2 separate regions of the Homo sapiens genome follow, and region 2 is linked to region 1. A link is an interaction called in ENCODE POLR2A ChIA-PET data of the cell type or tissue named here. Cell type or tissue: OCI-LY7. All regions are shown on one strand.

Region 1 (4,000 bases):
ATGCTTTGGCTAAGGTCTCACAGACTTAATTTTCTTCAGGAAGCCTGTTCATCTGGCTCCACAAGGTACCCATTTGCGGGATATGCTTGCACTTTGTAGGGTACATTCATACTTCATGGGGTATGCTTACACTTCAGTTTTGCCAGGATGCATGGACTTCTACTGCACTTGAAAGGATGCATTTGTCAGGTCAGTGCAAAAGTTTTGTGGAGACATTCACGCTAAGGACACTGGAAGGGAAGGGATGTCTTTGTTAAGTCAGTGCAATGGGTAGCTTGTATTTTAAATTTTCTCTGCTGATCAGCCACTTTTCAGCACTCCAGCTGGCTTTATAAGCAAAAATTATAATCCAGGGAGTTACAATTGGCTAAGTCTCTGGAAAAAATTACCTAGGATAATCCTAAACTTCTTTGGCAGAAATGGAGCTCTTTTGAAATTCAAATGTTCCTGTGTGCACAATTGGAATAGAAAACACCAAAACTGCCAGAGATAATGGAAAGTTTTTTTTTCAGATGAGATCTGTCACATTCAAGGTGGTATGGCTGCAGACAGGGAGTCTTTTTTTCCCAATTGGCCTTTTTTTTTTTTTTTTTTTGAAGCAAGTTATCTACAAATGGTTTAGCACCAGGTTTCCCAGGAATGTGCATTACATGACAGGCAAGGGGGTGGCTACACCTTGTTTCCCAGGACTAGGGGCTCTCTGCACTGCAACTGGCCCTTTTGAAAGTTATTTTATTTTATTTTACTTTCAGTTCTGGGATACATGTGCAGAAAATGCACGTTTGTTATATAGGTATACATGTGCCATGATGGTTTGCTGCATTTATCAACCCATCATTTACGTTTTAAGCCCCACATGTATTAGCTATTTGTCCTGATGCTCTCTCTCCACTTGCCCCCACCCCCCAACAGGCCCCAGTGTGTGTTGTTCCCCTCCCTGTGTTCATGTGTTTTCATTGATCAACTCTCACTTATGAATGAGAATATATGGTATTTGGTTTTCTATATTCCTGTGTTAGTTTGCTGAGGATGATGGTTTCCAACTTCATCCATGTCCCTGCAAAGACATGATCTCATTCCTTTTTATGGCTGCATAATATTCCATAGTGTATATGTATCACATTTTGTTTATCCAGTCTATCATTGATGGGTATTTGGGTTGGTCCTTTAGAAAATTCTAAACAGAATCAAAAGGCTACCATTGCCTCCCTTAAGAGAAAATAATTCCAGGCTGGATGTGATGGCTCATGCCTGTAATCCCAGCACTTTGGGAGGACAAGGTGGGTGGATCACTTGAGGTCAGGAGTTTGAGACCAGCCCGGGCAACATGGTGAAACCCCATCTCTACTGAAAACACAAAACTTAGCTGGGCGTGGTGGCGCACACCTGTAGTCCCAGCTACTTGGGAGGCTGAAGCATGAGAATCACTTGAACCAGGGAGGCGGAGGCTGCAATGAGCTGAGATTGCACCACTGCACTCCAGCCTGGGTGACAGAGTGAGACCTTGTCTCAGAAAGACAGAGAGAGAGAGAGAGAGAGAGAGAGAGAGAGAGAGAGAGAGAAAATAATTCCAAATTGAGTGAATGCCTTAATGAAATAGAAAGAGAGATTAGAGCTTTAAGCCTGAAACTAAAACTGCAAAAAACCCTCTGGAAGAAACTTCTTCCACTAGACTCCCCTTTCTGCCACTCTTCCTGTCTTCATTCCCCTTTCTGCCACTCTTCCTGTCTTCTTGTCTTCTTCCAGTCTTTCTTTCAGAAAATCTTTTTGCCACCTGTCCTTTATCCTTCACTTTCTCCTGCCTCTTTCACTCTTTCAGCTGGTTATTTTGGAAACATTTCTAAATTTTTTCTGAACTTGTCTGTGTGTTTTCTTGTAAAATCCTGTGAGAAATTCCTGCAATTGTATGTTACATTGATATCCATTTTAATCCTCTTCTAACACACCCAGACTTCTTGAAAAAGCTTAAATTCTTTCTGTGCTTGAGGTATAAATTTCCTACCTTGTTTTCTTTAAAGCTCGGTAAAGGCTTCAGCCATGTGGAACAGATAAATTTCAACCTGTTCCATTTACAGAAATGCAGTTGGAATCAAATTGTTTTTTTAAACTAATCAGTTTTACTTAACTCATAGCTAAGTTTTAAAACAAAAGCTATAAGATCTTTATTTGTGTCTGTATTTTTGTGTATATATATGTTTACATATCTATTCATATATTGTCTATAATTCCAAATTGTTTTATAAATAAATGAGTACTCACCAGGTGCAATGGCTTATGCCTGTAATCCAAGCTCCTCAGGAGGCTGGGGTGGGAGGATCACTCGGCTCACCTCAACCTCTGCCTCCTGGGTTCAAGCTATTCTCGTGTCTCAGCCTCCCAAGTAGCTGGGACTACAGGCACACACCACCACACCTGGCTAATTCTTGTATTTTTAGGACAGATGGGGTTTTGCTGTGTTGGCCAGGACTTTGAGGCTGCAGTCAGCTATGATTGGGCCACTGCACTCCAGCCTGGGTGACAGTGAGAGCCCATCTCTTAAGAAAAAAAAAAGAATACTCATAGATTAAGCAAATAATCTGAAATGCTTTTCAAGTTAATGTGATTTAGTCATCTTTTGGCAGATGGGACTAGACTAATATTGTTAAATAATTGTTAAATAATTTTAAAAAAATTGTTGTTTTGATGGAAATTGCTGCATCTTCTGAGTTATCAGCAAAATGTGCTTGTATTTAACTTTAGAGTTCTTGCTTTTATAATATTTGCCTGGAAGGCAGTAATGTACAATTGGTTGACAGAAACAGCTTGGGATAATGGCTAGATTTGTTTGATGTCTCTGGAAATTTTCTAGGCATAATTCTTTGAGAGTGAATGGATTTGGTGAATGTGGACAGGATAAATTTTGTAAATTAACTTTTGATAATGGTTTATGTTTTGTAATATGTTTACTTGGGAAGGTTTTTTAAATCTCTTTGGTAAGTATACCCTAAGAGTTTAGTTAAGCTAAATTAAATGATGGATGTTCATTGAATGTCTAGGTCATTTACAGATAAAATATAATGCTGAGATATTTGTTGTTGAATGTAAGTATAGGCTCATATACTGCTGGCTTCTTATTTCCAAGAAAAACAAAAGTTATTTGAATCTGTTAGTAGAAATGTCCTGTTTCATATTAAAGAGTTGTTTTGTTAGAAAGCCTATGTCTCTGGAAATTGTAAAATGTGTATCATGGATTTTTGGTATGTGATTGGTGGTTAAGAGTTGATAACTTCTAGCTGGGTGTGGTGGCTCATGTCTGTAATCCCAGCACTTTGGGAGGCCAAAGCAGGTGGATCACCTGAGGTCAGGAGTTTGAGACTACCCTGGCCAACACAGCAAAACCCCATCTGTCCTAAAAATATAAGAATTAGCCAGGTGTGGTGGTGTGTGCCTGTAGTCCCAGCTACTTGGGAGGCTGAGACATGAGAATAGCTTGAACCCAGGAGGCAGAGGTTGAGGTGAGCTGAAATTGTGCCACTGCACTCCAGCCTGGGTGATAGAGTGAGACTCTGTCTCAAAAGAAAAATTGATAACTTCCTGGGTTTTCTTTGAAAATTAGGGTTTCTAAGAGTTGACATTATAACTAATGTGTGTGATTAAACTACTAGAGATGAAAAAGACCATTCCATATGTAAGCATATGAGAAGTATATGATGTATTTTTGGTAAGGAAGGTTGAAAAGGAAGAGGATTATTTTGTATAAGAAAGAATGTTGTATGGCAAATTTTTCTCCTAGAGTAAAATGATTGGTTATTTAAGAAAGAGAAAGTGTAAGAAAAAGCAGAATGTCCAAGCATATCATAAATGGTCTGAGTAAGTCATGATAAGGTTTATAAAAATAGCATTTATAGAGGAAATTTTCTGTGTCATCACTTTGTCTACAATTGGAGGGAAATTATTTATGGGTCTTACTAGGGATTGAACTTTGATGTGAAAAACACACTGATGCAGATTTTGTCCCGTG
Region 2 (4,000 bases), 240 kb after region 1:
ATCCATAAAAGAACGTCTCCCCTCTTATTCTTCTTGGAGATTGGTAAGCTTTTCCTCTGTTCCCTGCAAAGTCGTGCCCAGATTTTTTTTTTCTTTCTTTTCACTTGATAATCCCAGGATATTTCTCCTGTAACATATAGTGATGGACTGTGTGCTATGTCCCCAGGCATTTTGTGGCACACTGGATTTGGTTAGGGGCAACAGTTGGCCACAGAATTTTATTTTTCTTTCTTTTCTTTTTCTTTTCTTTTTTTTTCTTTCTGTCTTTTTTTTTTTTTTTTTTTTTTGAGACGGAGTTTTGCTTTTGTCGCCCAGGCTGGAGTGGTGTGATCTTGTCTCACTGCAACCTCTGCCTCCCGGGTTCAAGCGAGTTGCCTGTCTCAGCCTCCCGAGTAGCTGGGATTACAGGAGCCCGCCACCGCATCCAGCTAATTATTTTATTTTTAGTAGAGACGGCGTTTCATCATGTTGGCCAGGCTGGTCTCGAATTCCTGACCTCAGGTGATCTACCCACCTCGGCCTCCCAAAGTGCAGGGATTACAGGTGTGAGCCACCATGCCTGGTCTTCTCTTCTTTTCTTTTTTTTCTCTTCTCTCTCTCTTTTCTTTTCTCTTTCTTTCTTTCTTTTTTTTTTTTTTTGAGACAGGGTCTCACTCCGATGCCCAGGCTGGAGTGCAGTGGCGCCATCATAGCTCACTGCAGCCCCGACCTCTTTGGCTCAAGTGATCCTCCCACCTCAGCCCCCTGAGTAGCTGGGACCACAGACACGCACCACCACATCCAGCTAATTTTTTGTAATTTTTGTAGAGGTGGGGTTTTGCCAGTTTGCACAGGCTGGTCTTGAACTCCTGGGCTCAAGTGACCTGCCTGCCTTAGCCTCCCAAAGTACTGAGATTACAGGCATGAGCCACCATGCCCGGCCTATGACCCCAGGACCACAGGATTTTAGATTTTGAAAGATAAAGTTTTGTTTTTTTCTTTTTCTTTTTTTTTTTTTTTGAGATGGAGTCTCGCTCTGTTGCCCAGGCTGGAGTACGGTGGCACCATCTGGACTCACTGCAACCCTCGCCTCCCAGGTTCAAGCGATCCTCCTGCCTCAGCCCTCCAGTAGCTGGAATTACAGGCATGCGCCACCATGCCTGGCTAATTTTTGTATTTTTAGTAGAGAAGGGGTTTCACCATGTTGGTCAGGCTGGTCTCGAACTCGAATTGAGCCTCCCAAAGTGCTGGGGTTACAGGCATAAGCCACAGGGCCAAGCCTTGAAAGATAACATTTTCAGATTATTTGGACTATTCTGAAAACTACGTAAGCCTGTCATTTAAATCATCTTTTCACTATTTATTTTCCAGGCAAAAACCCCTCCCACCTAGATGAAGATCCCTAGATTAAAGATCCAGTATGGGAGCAGATAGACACTTATGATTGTGTGAAAGTGGCATCATCACTAGTAAGATAGCAGCATCATTGCTCTTCTCACTGGGGCTGTTGGGGTTTTTGATATTCTGGAAACAGTAAAAACAAGTCCATCTGATGTCAGCATCCTTTTTCTTGCCCCTGATTAGTTCCTTTAAGTTGCTGTCTGATGGGGTTGATTTGATGCTGATTTTAAGTTCCCCTTTCTTCAGCCTTTGCTTACCTGAATTGGCACTTGACAGAACAGCAAGTTGATTTTCCCTGTTGGGGGTTAAAAGAGTAAAGAAAGGAGAGATAACTACTCTTGAGTCTTTGGACTTTTAAAAGAAAAGCTGATTTTGAGAAAATAGTGATTTCATTTGATACATGATTGAATTGGGAGCTGAATGAAGCAAACCTTTCATGGCCTTCTTATAAAATGGGTGCATTTTTCTGTCAGAGAAATATATTTCTTAATATTTCAAGCTTCTCGATGAAAGAAAAAATCTGAGGTGTAAAGAGAGCTGTATGGGCTGACCCCAGAGCCAGTCTAGAATGAAGGGTTCATCTTGTAGTCTTGCGGCTCTGGAATCAAGTATTACTGGGAGAGAAGCAAAGCTTGTTAGGGTTACTGACAGTGTCTTCCTGCTGTTGACCTTTCTTGTCACCACTGAAGAGGTCAAGCACCAAACTGCTATTTTTACTGCTGAAACAGTATAGAAGTTAGTCATTGATAATGATGTTTGACCTTGTGTAAGATGTATCAAGAGCAGCAATAATGCCAAGTATAAAATTTGAGATAATTCCTGGGGTAAATAACCTTCTTGGTTTGTTTCTTAGGATGTTGGTGTCCTCATATGCCTTATATATAGCCCAAGATGAATAGTTTCTCAGTATTATCTCATGTGGGTCAGTAGGACTATTTTTCACCAGCTTGTTATTATCAGTCTGCCTAATTTGGAAATTTAAAAAATTGTGCAAAACAAAAAAGCCCATCTTTGAAGATATCTGATACTTTGAAGATACTGTCACTAGCAGTAAAAGTAGCATTGGCTTAGTGTTTTGTCTTTTCTCCTCTTTAAAGAGAACAGTTATTATGGGGGCATTTTGCAGACTAAAATACTGTAATCTTGCCAAAAATTTACCAAAGAAAGGAAGAAGTTTTTTGTTGTTGTTTTTTTTTTTTTTTTTTTTTTGAGACGGAGTTTCGCTGTGTCGCCCAGGCTGGAGTGCAGTGGCGCGATCTCGACTCACTGCAAGCTCCGCCTCCCGGGTTCACGCCATTCTCCTGCCTCAGCCTCCCGTGTAGCTGGGACTACAGGCGCGCGCCACCATGCCCGGCTAATTTTTGTATTTTTAGTAGAGACGGGGTTTCACCGTGTTAGCCAGGATGGTCTCGATCTCCTGACCTCATGATCCGCCCGTCTCGGCCTCCCAAAGTGCTGGGATTACAGGCGTGAGCCAAGAAGTTTTTAAAAGATAGATGGTCTTCCTACTTTTAGTCTTTTGAGGTTGGACTCTGTAACCTGCCTCATGAATGGGGTCCTTAACCTGCCTGCTTAGCTCATATTTGGGGGTGGAAAGGGTGGAGTCCTTAACTGTTAGAGTTTAAATTCTGGCTGGGCACGGTGGCTCAGCCTGCAGTCGCAGCACTTTGGGAGGCTGAGGCGTGCGGATCACCTGAAGTCAGGAGTTCAAGACCAGCCTGACCAACATGGTGAAACCCTGTCTCTACTAAAAATATGAAAATTAGCCGGGTGTGATGGTGGGCGCCTGTAATCCCAGCTACTTGGGAGGCTGAGGCAGGAGAATTGCTTGAACCGGGGAGATGGAGGTTGCAGTGAGCAGAGATCGTGCCACTGCACCCCAGCCTGGGCAACAGAGCCACACTGTCTCAAAAAAAAAAAAAAAAAAAAAGAAATTCTAAGAAACAATCAGAGCTGAAAGAGGGAAATTACCTTAATATAACCTCTGGACTGTGGCTTTTAGTGTCCTGCAATTTCAGAGGCATTCCTGGTCTTCTGAGAGTAAAGTGACTGGAAATGTGGCAGAAAACTTAACCTGTAGTTTCTTTAATTAACAAATATATAAAAACCTATTATATGCCTCAAGTGTTCAGTTAAACCAAGTAGAATGTTTTATTAATTCAGAGCTTACGTTTATTTATTTTTTTATTTGGTTGAAAACGGTGGTGTGATCATAGCCCACTGCAGCCTCCAGGTCCTGGACTCAAATAATCCTCCCACCTCAGCCTCCGGAGAACCTGGCACTACAGGCATATGCCACCATGCCTAGCTAATTTATTGGCTTTTTACATTATCAGTACTTCCCTATTTTCAGGCCTTATTTTCTTCAAGGAATGGCTATTTAAGTACGTCAAGATTTGAGGCCTTTCTTCTCTCTTGAAATTTTTATCTCTGTGAAGAATGAAGCTGAGTTTTTTTTTTTTTTTTTTGTTCTCTGAAAATAGTAAGAGCAAAGCCCATGACCTTCATTGGATAAGTAAGCTGGTAGTGGCAGAAAAGGTAGATTTACTCATTCATTTCTTCAGTCCATGGACTCAACAAATATTTCCTTTGGTTCTTTTGTATACTTAGCACTAAATTA

The links. Peaks named below come from ENCODE experiments on the same cell type or tissue, not always from the same donor. Only the 100,000 strongest peaks of a DNase experiment are listed, where the experiment ranks them.
Region 2: POLR2A ChIA-PET joins it to region 1 with 7 read pairs; 2 of 35 experiments call an interaction of 5 or more read pairs at or near these places.

What each region holds. Positions count from the first base shown.
Region 1 is chr12:56,867,277-56,871,276 of GRCh38, reverse strand. No RefSeq gene overlaps it. Among named protein-coding and RNA genes, the nearest start is that of SDR9C7, 65 kb to the left of the region's middle. In OCI-LY7, no CTCF peak of the experiment used is centred here; no DNase peak of the experiment used is centred here.
Region 2 is chr12:56,624,465-56,628,464 of GRCh38, reverse strand. The region is part of intron 1 of BAZ2A (bromodomain adjacent to zinc finger domain 2A); the gene reads left to right. Among named protein-coding and RNA genes, the nearest start is that of BAZ2A, 3.9 kb to the left of the region's middle. RefSeq lists an enhancer at 761-1,262. In OCI-LY7, no CTCF peak of the experiment used is centred here; a DNase peak (open chromatin) is centred at 1,594; H3K4me3 peaks cover 164 bases; H3K27ac peaks cover 1,037 bases.